Linked DNA regions of Homo sapiens: region 2 is linked to region 1. Evidence: chromatin loops called from intact Hi-C (ENCODE). Cell type or tissue: Caco-2. All regions are shown on one strand.

Region 1 (8,000 bases):
TGCCATTATTATGATTACTTTGAGTCCCCTTAAAACATGCCATTACCGACAGAATAAATTAAATGTGTATCACAGATCCATTTAATTCCCCAGTGAATGCAAATTACCGTGAAACGTTAGAAAACAGTGATAGATGTATAGTTTCTAAAAACTTTTACACATACTGGGATATTTTGGCCTTAGGCTACAAGCACTTACTAATTCACAATTCTGCAAACAGGGTCATAAAATGTACTGCTTTTCAAACAGTATTTTCCAAAATCATTGGCACCTGAGAGATTTTTGTTTTGTTTTGTTTTGTTTAACTCTCCTAGGAGAAACAAATGAATGATTCCCATTCACAAAATCTTTGGGAACTTTATTCCTGACTTTCCAACTCTTGGCATTCTCTGTGGAAAATAGAAACACAATCACCTCGCTGAACCAGGATGGGAGGTTCCATTACAACTTCTTGAGGGAGGCACGATGCTATTGGTTCCCTTTCATGTATGTGACAGCTTTGGCTTGTTATGACCCAAGGCTCTCTATTTAATAAGTGACTGAAGGAGAAGCAAACTAAATCTCTTCCTTCCTGTGCAAAACCTCTTTACCACTCTGCCTTTCAATACTGCACTTCACTGGTTAAATAAACCTCACTGGTTAAATAAACCCTAAGTGCCTCTCAGCTATCCACATTCCGTCTCTATCTTGCTTTTGTCAAATTGATAACTTTGTGACTTATATAATCATGGCAGGGAGTTGCAAAAATATATTTTTAATGCCCCCATTAAAATACATTAAGCCTAAGTCTCTTTTCTGTATACGACGCAGTATACAGAAGGGGTAGAAAGTAGGTGCAGTGGACCAATGGGAAGCTGACCTCACTAAGAATCCAGACAAGGGTTCCTAACCTTAGCTGGTGTCATTAACTCCCTGCGTGATTTGGAACAAGCACTTACTCTTCACATCTCCCTTTCCTTAATCTGTAAAATAAGAGGAGTGATCAGCCCAGGCCTAACAGCTAGGCTGTGCATTGCATGACATCTCTTGTGGATACCTGAGCAAGAAACAGCAGTACACATGCCTAGAATATTTCCATGCATAGACTAGAGACCACCACACCCAAATTATAAGACATCAAAACCTTAGTGTTCTCATCCATAAAATGGGAGGGATCATATCTACTTTCCAGAGAATTAAAAAACTAATATATGTAAAAGGTCTTAGCTCATGCCTTCAATCCATGAGTTCCAGCCCCTTCTTTCAGCTTTTGCATTCTATAAAATAATCATCTTTCCTCTACCTTGGGAAGCCTCCAGCTTGTTTTGTTATGACAACACATTTGTTATTATTTTACTTGCCGTTTCCAATAACCCTAGGCTTTTTTGGATGCCTTCCTTCAATCAGACTGCTTCAAACACATGTTATTACTCATCTTCTAAGGTCAAAGTTCAGCTCTTTTCTGACATGAGAAGACAGAAATAGCCAGCTCTTTTTCTTCACACCTGCATCATGAACTAATTGGACATTTTTCCACTTATTTTTTTGTTAGCGAGCCAATAGAGTTTTATTTTTTGGTTTGTGGGGTTTTTTTAGCATTTGTAGAAGAAATGGGGATCAAGCTGCATGGTTGTTGCACTATTATCAATTGTGTTATTTGTGTATTCAAACAATCCAATGAAAATAAGACAGTGTCTACAACAGCTAAGAACTCCTTCTAGATTGAAAGTCAGTTTTATTTTCAACCCACAGTAGCTTTGGAAACCAACAAAATCAATTTTATGAACTAGGAAGGCTTACTGAAATAACTCTTCTGAAAGAACCAGCATTGCTTCCAAAATCAGCTTATATGTTTGAAAATTACTTACAGTGACTTAAAACTGATCACTTTCAAAGAAAAATGTAAAGGTGATTTTGATTGAGAGTCTACTTACCTATTCCCCCCCAACAAAAACAAAACAAACAAACAAAAAAAGCTCTTGGTTTCTGTAGCAGTGGAGATGTAAATTATATGCAACTAACACTTACCTTTTCTTCTGGCACTCCCCACACAAGAATAAGGCTGTTAGCTTCTGAAGAGAGGCTAACACTGTTGAACAAAGTACCCATAGTCCACTTCCTTCCCCCCATATGCCTCACTCCTGCTGGCCTTCACTTTTCTGTATTATCCCTGAAAAGGCCTTCCTGGTCTACCTCCTTCCACTTCTTGGAAAATGTCTATTCCTCCTTTTGAGTCTCAATTTATATGTCTGTGACCAGTCTGCTTCTCATTCCAATTTGTTCTTGCTTCTTATGGGACTCCAAAGGACTTTGTGCAAACTCCTATTCATGTGTCACACTATATTGTCATTACTGGTTTTCATTCATTCATTCATTCCACAAATATTTCTTAAGTAACCAGAATATTTCAGATACTGTCATAGGTCCTGGGGAATTTAGCAGTAAGCAAATTAGACTTGCTTCTTGCAAGTCTTGACTAGGAAAAAAGGCAAGTATGCAAAAAATAGAATTTTTAAAATTTAAAAAGGAGGGCATCATGGCTTATTTGCTAATATAAATACTGGATTTGATATAGCATCTGGAACACATTTGTTTTCAACCCAAGTTTACCCTTCCATTCTTCACATAGGAGGCACTCAGTGAACATTTGGTGAAGAGTGAACAAATTGTTAAGAAATGAAGAAAAAGTGAGTCTCAAACTCCTGTTCAAAAACATCCACGATTTTCATCTTAAGTTTGCCTGCAACAGAACACAGCCCTGCTAAGCCCTACTAACTCAAAGTGATACTTCTATCTACAAAGTTGAATACAGATTCTATTTTTAGTGAAAAATCTGGTGTTTACCTTAACTGTGAGACACCTAAGTATAAGCTGCCATTAGAAAAATTGCATCACTACAATTTCAAAACAAACTTACCAAAAGTAGGATGGTTTTCTCATATTTTAGTATGTTCAAAATATACCAACTGTCTTAGGGAAAACCCACAAGAGTCCAAGCTATATTCTTTCCTTGTCATTGCTTGTGAACTATTCACTATCCTTGAGATCAACAGACATATCAGATATTCTCAATTCCGCTAGAGTTTGTCTTGTTTGTTTTTGGTTTGAGGGTAGGGGAGTCAGGGGATGTTTTTGTTTGTTTGTTTGTTTGTTTGTTTGAGCCATTATCGATGCCTAAATTGGCATGCCCACACATCCAGGGCTGGCTTCTTCTGTTCAATGGAACACTTGAAGAGCACTGTGAGTGATGTAAATAATAAAGAACTTCTCTGTAGTGACTGCAACCTTTCTGTAATCCTCTCTAGTAATAGGACCAAGGATTCTAGGGCTAAAGCAAATCCATTAATAATTGTATTGCTACATTTTTTTCAAATAAGTTCACTTTGTTGTTCCAAGCTGACTTTTCTTCAACCATTCTAACAGAAACGAAATGATTGATTACGATTTCGCCATCATCCACCTTATCTTCTTATCTCTACCTCCAGAGGAGGTGCTGACATAATGATCAAAGAACAGAGAGGGAGAAAAACAAAGGATCTCAGAGAGATTAATCAGTCCCTGAAAATCTGAAAGTGACTTTTGTCACCATTATAAACCAATATACAGGATTTCTTTAAACACTAGATTTTAAAAAAACCATATAGTATGTCAAAGCCACAATTAAAAAGAATTTTAACAAGCTCTTGAATTTATTTTGCTGCTTTAAAAAATATACGATAGATTGCTTTCTTCTTTTTGGTCCTCTTCAAACAATGATGATTGCATTAAGGGGAAGTTTCAAAATTTCCACATTGTGTATCTGCGCTTTTAACCTCTCCCAAAGATTAGATAAAGACTGCCAAACCAAAAAAGCATTCTTGGCTCACGTACACAGCTCATTCTTTAAATAGAAGTTTCAGCACGTCCAGGCAAAGACTTCTAAAGATTCTTTATCTATTGATTAACTGTAGAGGATATTCTGCTTAAAACGAATCTTAAATACTCTCTAAAATAAATGTTTTATTCTACATTAGGGTAAAAGGTGTAAAGGGAAAAATGAGACATTGCTACTCCTCTCCCATCCTACAAATATATGTTACATTTTTGCCTGCAATATTTCTATAAAAAGTTGGAAGTAGGAAAATAATCCACTTGGCAATGAAATTGTATTTCTCCTCCTGAGATGGATATTCAAGAACTACTACTCCAAGAATTACTACTCCAAGTAATTCCAAGTAGATATCCAAGAATTAATACTCCACTGGGCAGAGGTCACTTGGTGACTCCCCCGGTACACAGGAGAAACTCCCTTGAGACCACTGGCTAAACTATTGATGGACCCCACATCTCAAATGGGGTCAGAAAAACCCCCTTCCTTTTTCTGTGACTCTGATGGTTAAGAATATACCAATATACCTAGATAGAACCCTGAGAAGCAGGCAGCATATAGTGAAGAGATTAAGGTGAGGATCCCTCCCGTGTTCTTTTTTTTTTTTTTTTTTTTTAACTTTCAGTTCCGGGATACATGTACAGAACATGCAGGCTTGTTATATAGGTATACATGTGCCATGGTGGTTTGCTGCACCTATCAACCCATTATCTAGATTTTAAGCCCCACATGCATTAGGTATTTGTTCTAGTGCCCTCCTTCCCCTCACCTCTTACCCCACCACCCCCTGACAGGCCCTGGTGTGTGATGTTCCCATCCCTGTGTCCATGTGTTCTCATTGTTCAATTCCCACTTAGTGAGAACATGTGGTGTTTGGTTTTCTATTCCTCTGTTAGTTTGCTGAGGATGATGGTTTCCAGTTCCATCCATGTCCCTGCAAAGGACATGAACTCATCCTTTTTATGGCTGCATAGTATTCCGTGGTGTATATGTACCACATTTTCTTTATCCAGTCTGTCATTGATGGGCATTTGCGTGGGTTCCATGGCTTTGCTATTGTAAGTAGTGCTGTAGTAAACATATATGTGCATGTGTCTTTATAGTATGATTTATATTCCTTTGGGTATATGCCCAGTAATAGGACTGCTGGGTCAAATGGTATTTCTGGTTCTAGATCCTTGAGGAATTGCCACACTGTCTTCGACAATGGTTGAACTTATTTACATTCCCACCAACAGTATAAAAGCATTCCTATTTCTCCACAGCCGTGCCAGCATCTATTGTTTCTTGACTGTTTTTTTGTGTGTGTTTGTTCATTTGTTTGTTTGTTTTTTGAGACAGAGTCTCGCTCTTGTCACCCAGGCTGGAGTGCAGTGGCACAATCTCGGCTCACTGCAACCTCCATCTCTCGGGTTCAAGCAATTCTCCTCCCTCCGCCTCCTGGGTAGCTGGGATTACAGGCACCCGCCGCCACTCCTGGCTAATTTTTGTACTTTTAGTAGAGACGAGGTTTTACCATGTTGGCCAAGTGGGTCTCGAACACCTGACCTCAGATGATCCACCTTCCTTGACCTCCCAAAGTGGTGGGATTACAAGCATGAGCCGCTGCACCCAGCCAATTTCTTGACTTTTTAATAATCACCATTCTGACTAGTGTGAGATGGTATCTCATTGTGGTTTAGATTGGCATTTTTCTGACGATCGGTGATGTTGAGATTTTTTTCATGTTTATTGTCCACATAAATTTCTTCTTTTGAGAAGTGTCTGTTCATGTCCTTTTCCCAATTTTTGATGGGTTTTTTTTCTTGTAAATTTGTTTAAGTTCCTTATAGATTCTGGATATTAGCCCTTTGTAAGATGGGTAGATTGCAAAAAATTTTCTCCCATTCTGTAGGTTGCCTGTTCACTCTGATGATAGTTTCTTTTGCTGTGAAGAAGCTCCTTAGTTTAATTAGATCCCATTTGTCAATTTTGGCTTTCGTTACCATTGCTTTTAGTGTTTTACACATGAAGTATTTGCCCATGCCTATGTCCTGAATGGTATTACCTAGGCTTTCTTCTAGGGTCTTTATGGTTTTGGGTTTTACATTTAAGTCTTTAATCCATCTCGAGTTAATTTTTGTATAAGGTGTAAGAAAGGGGTCAAGTTTCAGTTTTCTGCATATGGCTAGCCAGTTTTCCCAGCACCATTTATTAAGTAGGGAACCCCTTCCTCATTGCTTGTTTTTGTCAGGTTTGTCAAAGATCAGATGGTTGTAGATGTGTGGTGTTATTTCTGAGGCCTCTGTTCTATTCCATTGGTCTATATGTATGTTTTGGTACCAGTACCATGCTGTTATATGTCTGTTTTGGTACTAGTACCATGCTGTTATGGTTACTGTACCCTTGTAGTATAGTTTGAAGTCAGGTAGCATGATGCCTCCTGCTTTGTTCTTTTTGCTTAGGATTGTCTTGGCTCTATGGGCTCCTTTTTGGTTCCATATGAAATTTAAAGTAGTTTTTTCTAATTCTGTGAAGAATGTCAATGGTAGTTTGGGAATAGCATTGAATCTATAAATTACTTTCAGCAGTATGGCCATTTTCACAATATTGATTCTTCCTATCCATGAGGATAGAATGTTTTTCCATTTGTTTGTGTCCTCTCTTATTTCCTTGAGCAGTGGTTTGTAGTTCTCCTTGTAGAGTCCTTAACATCCCTTGTAAGTTGTATTTCTAGGTATTTAATTATCTTTGTAGCAATTGTGAATGAGAATTCACTCATGATTTGGCTCTCTGCTTGTCTATTCTTCATGTATAGGAATGCCTGTAATTTTTGCACATTGATTTTGTATCCTGAGACTTTGCTGAAGTTGCTTATCAGCTTACGGAGTACTTGGGCTGAGATGATGGGGTTTTCTAAATATACAATCATGTCATCTGCAAACAGAGACAATTTGACTTCCTCTATTCCTATTTGAATTCCCTTTATTTCTTTCTCTTGCCTGATTGCTCTGGTCAAAACTTCTAATACTATGTTGAATAGGAGTGGTGAGAGAGGGCATCCTTGTCTTGTGCCGGTTTTCAAAGGGAATGCTTCCAGCTTTTGCCCATTCAGTATGATATTGGCTACAGGTTTATAATAAATAGCTCTTATTATTTTGAGATTTGTTCCATCCATACCTAGTTTATTGAGAGTTTTTAACATGAAGGGCTGTTGAATTTTATCAAAGGCTTTTTCTGCATCTATGGAAATAATCATGTGGTTTTTGTCATTGGTTCTGTTTATGTGATGGATTACATTTATTAATTCGTGTATATTGAACCAGCCTTGCATCCCAGGGATGAAACTGACCTGATCGTGATGGATAAGCTTTTTGATGTGCTGCTGGATTCGGTTGGCCAGTATTTTATTGAGGATTTTCACATCCATGTTCATCAGGCATATTGGCCTGAAATTTTCTTTTTTTGTTGTGTCTCTGCCAGGTTTTGGTATTGGGATGATGCTGGCCTCATAAAACGAATTAGAGAGGAGTCCCTCCTTTTCAATTGTTTGGAATACTTTCAGAAAGAATGGTACCAGCTCTTCTTTGTACCTCTTGTAGAATTCAGCTGCGAATTCGTCTGGTCTTGGGCATTTTTTGGTGGTAGGCTATTAATTACTGCCTCAATTTCAGAACTTGTTATTGGTCTATTCAGGGATTCGACTTCTTCCTGGTTTAGTCCTGCCTCCCATGTTCTTTCATAATCATTATCTTTGACATTACAAGTGGTGTTATCAGCCAGGAAAACAGAAAATACTCTATCTCAAAAAGAAGAAATTTAACACAGGGAATTGGTTATACCTGTGATGAGAGAGCTGAGAAGCCTCACAAAGGATGATGAATTCTGATGACAATACTGAAATTAACAACAGCAGGATGCTTCTATCTGGGGTAGGAGATGGAAAGACACAATGTGGAGGTGATGTCACCACAGACCAGAAATAGGAAGCAGAGCATGAACTATTAATAGATATGCAATGGAGGGCTTCCCAGCAGAAAGTGAGATGACAGAGAGAAGCAGTAGTCCAATAGGAGGCACAATATGAAGGAGATGTAGCAATTGCCAGAGACATCACTAGAAGCACAGTGAACAGAAGACATATCCTGGGGTCCCCTTCCTTCCAATCTTTTGC
Region 2 (8,000 bases), 91 kb before region 1:
GAAAGACCTTAGGAAATTTTTTTAAATGTTTATTTATTTAAAATTTTTATTAAACTTTATTAAAATGTTCAAGTTTCCTGAAGTGTTTAGACATCAAGAAATATTTACATACATCTCTAGTTTATATTTCCATCCTGTTGATTTCCCTATTAAGAATTTTAATGAGGCCAGGCTCAGTGGCTCATGCCTATGATCCCAGAACTTTTGGAGGCCAAGGCAGGAAGATCACTTGGGCTCAGGAGTTTGAGACCAGCCTGGGTAACAAAACAAGACCATGTCTCAAAAAAAATTAAAAATTAGCTGGGTGTATTGGTGCATGCCTGTAGTCCCAGCTACTTGAGAGGCTGAGGTAGGAGGATCACTGGAGCCTAGGCTTTCAAGGCTACAGTGAGCTATGATTGTGTCACTGCACTTTAGCCTGGGTGACAGAGTGAGACCTTGTCTTAAAAAAAAAAAAAAAATTTAAAAAAGGCACTTAAAAGAAGTCCAAAATGTATCTCAGGAAAGTTGTACAAAATGTATCTCAGGAAAGTTGTACATAAAATAAGACAGGCCTCATTTTACAGATGTTTCTCAATTATGTTATTCCAAATCTACAGTATTGGCATAGCTTTCACTGTTGAAAGGTGTTTTCATTTCTTAAAAATGTTTTTAACCTCCTATCACCAGTCCTATGCTAAAACAGGGTATTTTACCCATAAACTACCACAAATAGATAAAAATAGCTACTTTACATATAAATGGCCCTTTAAAACTGGATACTATTGTATGCCAATTTGCAACATAGTCTGTATGAAAAGAGAAAACAGTAATAAATGCTGTGTTATGGACCAATAATTAGATTCTCAATGTGGTGTAAAGTACTCACACAAGGTTCATTCTTGGCCTCATAAATTTGACCATATCTTTTCATTCTAATGCTCTTAAATGACTTAGAGACATGACTTAACAGTAAAATAAGCTCCTAAACAACAACCGCAAGCACATAAAAAACAAAATTATGCAGTGATGGCATGCCATTTGTTCAGGAATTGGCTGTCCTATTTACTCTTAAATATAACAGCAAATGGAGAGTTGATTGTTAAACTGCACATTCAGGACCTCATGGTTTAATATCTCATGTGCTATTTGCCAGACTAAAGATTATTAACAATTTTTGCTTTGTTCACTGCAGGAACAATACAGTACTTGTATTATACAAATATTTTGATTAAAGTATTGTTTCCAATCAATTTATTTCCCATTCCTTTCGAATTACCTGAGTTAACCTAGTTCAGTGGTTCTCAAATGTAGTGTACATCAGAATCCCAAGGAGAGCTTGTTAAAATACAAATGTATAAGCCCTGCTCTCAGAGCTTCTGATTCAGTAAATCTGGGTTGGGCCTGTTAATTGGCATTTCTTAGTTTCTCCATAATGCTGATGCTGCCTGTCTTGAGGACCACATTTTGGGAACCACTGACCTATTACCATGAAACCATTCTCTCTACAATGAGCAGAATTCTTTTTTAAAAAGTTAGCTAAAAACAAAAAATAGACCTCATGATTTGGCTGTCACCACTCTTTAGGAAAGCATGTTCTAATTTACTGGGTCAAGAACTGAAGGAAACATTTCTTCTATAGGAGATCATAGTAAAGCTTCTTCTTGAAGTCTTACAAATGTTGTATTTATCAAATGGAGTGTTAAACTATTCGAGGTTTCATTTATATTTGGGAAAACTCTTGTTAAATAAAACAGGTAGAAGAGCCCTCTTAAAATCCCTGAAGAATGTATGACACAAATTTCTATCATTAATATATAATAAAGATTCTTTTTTTTGTATTTTGTTTGTTGTTGTTTTTTCCTGTATTATATTTTGCTTAATCTCCCTGGCTGCATAATTGAGTTACCTTTATTTTTAACTTTTACTTTAGGTTCAGAGATACATGTGCAGGTTTGGTATATAGGTAGGTACATGGCGTGTCATGGAAGTTAGGTAAACAGATTATTTTTTCACACAAGTAATAAGCATAGTACCCAATAGGTAACTTTTCAGTCCTCACCCTTCTTACACCCACCACTCTCAAGAAGGCCCCGGTGTCTGTGGTTCCTTTCTTTGTGTCCATATGTACTCAATGTTTAGCTCCCACTTACAAGTGAGAACATGCGGTGTTTGGTTTTCTATTCCTGTGTTAGTTTGCTTAGGATAATGGCCTCCAGCTTTATTCATGTTGATGCAAGGACATTGTATTAGTTAGGGCGCTCTTAGAGGGACAGAACTATATATCTGTAGATCTACATATATCCTGTAAGTATTAAATTAATACTTAATAAAATATAATTATTAAGTTAATATTTAATAAACTATAAGTATTAACTTAATACTTAATAAACTCCCCTTTTACATATAAAACTTACACGATCACAAGGTCCCACAATAGGCTGTCTGCAAGATAAGGAGCAAGGAGAACCAGTCCAAGTCCCCAAACTGAAGAACTTGAAGTCTGATGTTTGAGGGCAGGAAGCATCCAGCACGGGAAAAAGATGTAGGCTGGGAGGCTAAGCCCATCTCTCCTTTTCACGTTTTTCTGCCTACTTTATATTCACTGGAAGCTGATTAGATTGTGCCCATCAGAGTAAGGGTGAATCTGCCTTCCCCAGCCCACTGATTCAAACGTTAATCTCTTTTGGCAACACCCACACAGACACACCCAGGATTTATACTTTGTATCCCTCAGTCCAATCAAGTTGACACTCAGTATTAACCTTCACAGACATGGTCTCATTTTTTATGGCTGTGTAGTATTCCATGGTTTATGTACCACCTTTTCTTTATCTAGTCTACTGCTGATGAGCATTTAGGTTGATTCTGTATCTTTGCTATTATGAACAGTGCACAATAGATACATGCATGTGTCCTTATGGTAGAACAATTTATATTCCTTTGGGTATATACCCAATACTGGGATTGCTGGGTTGAGTGGTAATTCTGTTTTAAATTCTTTGAGAAATCACCAAACTACTTTCCACAATGGCTGAACTAAATTTACATTCCCACCAGCAGTGAGTAAGTATTCCTTTTTCTCCACAACCCCACCAGCTTCTGTTATTTATTTATTTTTTTTTTTACTTTTTATAATAGCCATATAATGAAGTTTTTTAAACAGGCTTTTGAAATCTTATTTCCTTAAAGATCCATGTTGACCTTTACCAGAATTGTTTATTTGTTTTTATTATCACTGCGTAAAATAAGATAGTTTCTTTTTCCCATGGTTATCAGCCATTTGCCCTCAATGGTACTGGTTTGGAGTGACTAAAATTAGGGCCAGAGTAACAGTACCTCACTTTTACTCTATTTTATAGCAAATGAAATGTTCAGTATTGACATTAAGTTTTTAAACAGTGTGTTGCTGTATTTGTTTAGTGCTGAAACAGCTTGACTCCATTTCTTTTGCACCTTGATTCTGTGGGTTTTATAGACAGCCGGTGTTTGGTGCCTGGCCCCAGGACGGGACTCTGCACTGCCACCCATCTGCCATCACTTCTGTTACTCCCTTTTACCCTTGCCTTGCCATCCACCATCACTTCTGTTATTTCCCTTTTAACCCTTGCCCGCCTATGTTTTTTCCACTTAGAGCTTTGGATCTTTTTTAAACACACATGCTGCTATCTCACTCTTTCTTTTAGAACTAGTCCTTTTCAACAAATCTAATAGATCAGTTACTTCACTACTTAGGATGATTCTTGTCTGAACAATAACCTTCAGGATGTTGGCCAGTCTCAGAAGAAAACATATACATGTAATGTACATAAATCATATTGGGTAAAGTCAGTTTTATCTAAAACTGAGTTTAAGATCTTCAAAAACACTTCCATGAACTTTCTTTACAGTTTTGTGCTATTCTCTTTCTAAATTTGCCAATTGTATGTGGTAAGGTTGATGGTGAGGATTTATCTGATTACCTTGTGGAGTATTCATAGTATTTGTCTTCATTTTCTTTTTGAAGAGGAGTGGAAGTTATTACTTGATCCTTTTCCTATGTATCACATTTTTCCAGTGTTACACTTCAAAAACAAGTGTTATTATGAGTCATTGACCACAGCTGTCATGTTTACTTACGTATCCCAAGTGTTTGTGCAACTTGGTGCCTAAGTACATAGGCACTAAATAAATATTTGTTGAATAAATGGATTAACATTTTTAAAAGGTCAATTATGCAAGCAATTCCTTTTTGAAAGTTTGTAATTTAGAAAGTTTCAACTATGTTGAAATATGTGCGTGTGTGCAATAGCTTTAAAAAGCAATAGGCGGGGCGCAGTGGCTCACGCCTGTAATCCCAGCACTTTAGGAGGTGGAGGCGGGTGGATCACGAGGTCAGGAGATCGAGACCATCCTGGCCAACACGGTGAAACCCCGTCTCTACTAAAAATACAAAAAAATTAGCCGGGCATGGTGGCAGGCGCCTGTAGTCCCAGCTGCTCAGGTGGCTGAGGCAGAAGAATGGCATGAACCTGGGAGGCGGAGCTTGCAGTGAGCCGAGATCGCACCACTGCACTCCAGCCTGGGCAACAGAGCGAGACTCCATCTCAAAAAAAAAAAAAAAAAAAACAATAAAAAAACAAGACATTTAGATAGTGCATGAGTAGCTACAATGGACAACATAAATTATGTTTCTTGTTATTATTTGTGTTTGTATTCTAAAGAGGCATTTGCCTGCCAAACTATTTCAGTCTGATATTTTCAAAACTCTTCTAATAAAAAAGATACTGAGTTATGTGACATTTTGATGTTCTGATGATGATCGTTATTAAGGCAGGGCATTGTTTCATTGAGTTGTTTATAGTACTGTAAGAATATAACACTGATCTATTAAAAACAGATGCAGTGTTGTCATGAAATGGGATATATGAAAATATGTTAAAGCCTCTAAATGAAAAAAAGATAAAGATGCTTTCAAGTAAATTAGCAAAATTCAGGGATTAGCAAAGTATAGCCAAGCCCATTCATTCACATTTTGTCTATGGCTACTTTGACCCTACAGCTATAGTTAGTGAGTGAGTGAATGAATTGAATGAATGCTGACCAGAAATTGCACTTTCAAACATTTAACCTGAGGAAATAGTTATATATACAAATAAGTATGTACAGGGATGTTCATTCTAAGCTGTTTGTAATATCAAAACAAGGGAAACCTAAATATTGACTAATAGAAGACTGGCTAAATAAGTTCTGGTGTATCCTTATTATACCAGAACTAGTGTATGATACAGCTATTTTTAAAAAGATGTTACAGAAATGTATCCAGTGATAGGAAACAAGGGTCAGCAAACTACAGCCCTTTGGCCAAATTGGCTCAAGACCTGTTTTTATACTACCAGAGCTGTGAGTGGGTTGTTAAATTTTAAAGGATTATTAAAAATAAACGTGAGACAGAGTATGTGACTAGTAAAGCTTAAAATATTTACTATCTAACCCTCTATAGAAAATGTTTGCTGACCCCTGATATAGAATGTTGTATACAATGTAGATTAAATTGGTAGGGATGGGTTTAAAACATTATGAAATAGTATATATAGAACAATATCTTTTTTTAAAAAAATGCAATCAATACCATTTAGACACTTAAGATGTTAATAGTTATTTCTGGGTAGACAAGATTAATAAGATTCTATATTTTATGTCTAATTTTGTGATTTTTCAATAATGAGAATGTATTCATTGTTTAAGAAAATAAAAATTTAATATTGGCATGGGGAAAAAGAGAACTTCTCTAAGTTTCAAGGTGTACAAATATGTTTTTCCATTTTGTAGATGAGGAAACTGAGACTAAGAGTTTAATTAACTTGCCTGGAGGGACACAAACATAAGACAAAAATTGCATTGATGCCAAATTTTCTGTCCAGCAGTGTCACCATTTGATAATTTAAAATGCTCATCTGTCAGCTGAAATAAAACTATATACTCTGTACCCAAAGGCAATTTAAAGGTATCAGTGTATAATATATGATAAAGGAGGATTATGCAGAAATAACAAACCACCTGCCTAATGGTATTAGGTGTGTACTGGATAGGTTTACATTTGCTTAAATAGAATGAAAAAATGAGTAGCTTACATTTTACATTTTTTAAAAGAAACAAAACCTGTATACATAGGTATTCAGTTGACTTTGTAAATTTGCAAACTATTACTACTACATAATATGGTAATTAATTGCTCTTTCATACCTATAGAGTTTAATTGTTCAAATTCAGGCATGTGACACAAAAAGGGACCATGTCCTGAAGCTTGTGCCCTTCACCGTAAGATAGAGGAAGGACATTTGACTTATCAGATCCTTGTGCAGGTAACTGTTTACAAAATGAGTCAGCAACTCAGAAGGAGAATGAATACAACAGTGAGAAGTCTCATTGTAATGAACTGATAGCTAGTAACTCAAAGAAGCAGTAGGACTATAGAAAGCAGACATGAAAGCTCAGCAGCTTTTGGACCATTTAGTGTGTGGACAAAAGGCCTAGTATCCTTCTATTATTCCTGAGGAAACCACTATCTTATAGCCAAGAATAATAACTATTGTTGCTCTTTTAAAAAACACTTGTTCCTTTAATTATAACCATCTTGTGATTTGGGAAGATTATTCTCTATTCACTTATTTAGAAACTGAGGCACAGAAAGGAGGTTAAGTGAGCGTTCAAGATCGTACAGACTGTTCAAGTGATAATGGAAAACTCCATCACCTAGTCCCAGCTCTGTATGCATATGATGGTGATGCTGAGTAAAGGCAGGATCATTCTACATTTCACCGAATCATAAAAAAAAGATAAACATGTCTTTAAAACTTATATAAATTATTAAACTATAAATATTTTGATGCTCTTCAGAGATGAGGTTCAGTTAACAGGAAAAAAATTCACTAGTGTAGAATGCTTCATAACTAAAATATGTCAGGGAATTATGATATGCAGTCATGCCTAGGTATCTGTGGGGGTAGGTTTCAGGACCCCCTGAGGATACCAAAATCCACAGATGCTCAAGTACCTTATATAAAATGGTACAGTATTTGCATATAACATGAGTACATCCTCCTGTATTCTTTAAATCATCTCTAGATTACTTATAATACCTAATATAATGTCATTGCTATGTAAATAGTTGTTATACTGTGTAGTTTAGGAATAATGACAAGTCTATACGTGTTCAGTACAGATGCAACCATACATTTTTTTCCAAATATTTTTGATCTGCAACTGGTTGATACCACAGATGTGGAACCCACAGATACAAAGGTCCAACTGTATATGCACAGATGAGGCTATCATTTTTTCTTTTGTCTTTTTCTTGAACAAAGATCACCAATCCTGGATTTTGTATATTTTAATGATTTCTGATGTCTGAAAGCAGTAGTAAATAGAACATCCCCAATTTTAACCCTATGATGTCACATATTAACATCTATGTAGTGGAGTCCATAAATTCAGTTAGAAATCATAGCCAGATAGAGTATGTGTGCTTTCATAATTCCCATCTCTTTAGTAGGCATTATATTTTTTAAAATATGTCTTCCTTTTGATGTGAAATGTATTTTCAGAAATTATTTGTCATATTTAGTGTAAACATTATTCACTATATACTGCATATTTTTCTAAATGTCATGTTGGCGATTTGCCCATTTTTTAAACCTAAAATTGAGATAGAATGAGTAGCTTTAGGCACTGTATAATGACTTGGATTACTGTGGTGTTCTTGCTGTAATTTATTATTATTTATCATTCTTGGGCAGGTATTTTAGTAATTAGAAAGCCTACAATAACACATGTGGTACACTTAAGAATAGTTTGAAGCACTAGAGCTGTATAGCCATTGGGTTTCCTCTCCCTTTTTTAACTTCCATATTGAATGCATATTAGAAGGACATGTAACTTTTATCATACTATTTCCTTGCTCCCAGCCCGCTACTTATTTATGTGTACAAAAGCATATACTTTCTTCTTGAGGAAAATTTTTTTAAAGGACCCTAATTATT

The links. Peaks named below come from ENCODE experiments on the same cell type or tissue, not always from the same donor. Only the 100,000 strongest peaks of a DNase experiment are listed, where the experiment ranks them.
Region 2: a loop joins it to region 1, with 11 times the contacts of the local background. A loop is called at or near these places in 2 of 110 quality-filtered maps.

The regions. Positions count from the first base shown.
Region 1 is chr6:119,166,403-119,174,402 of GRCh38, reverse strand. No RefSeq gene overlaps it. Among named protein-coding and RNA genes, the nearest start is that of FAM184A, 92 kb to the right of the region's middle. In Caco-2, no CTCF peak of the experiment used is centred here; a DNase peak (open chromatin) is centred at 472.
Region 2 is chr6:119,257,564-119,265,563 of GRCh38, reverse strand. The region is part of intron 5 of MAN1A1 (mannosidase alpha class 1A member 1); the gene reads left to right. Among named protein-coding and RNA genes, the nearest start is that of MAN1A1, 88 kb to the left of the region's middle. In Caco-2, no CTCF peak of the experiment used is centred here; a DNase peak (open chromatin) is centred at 4,303.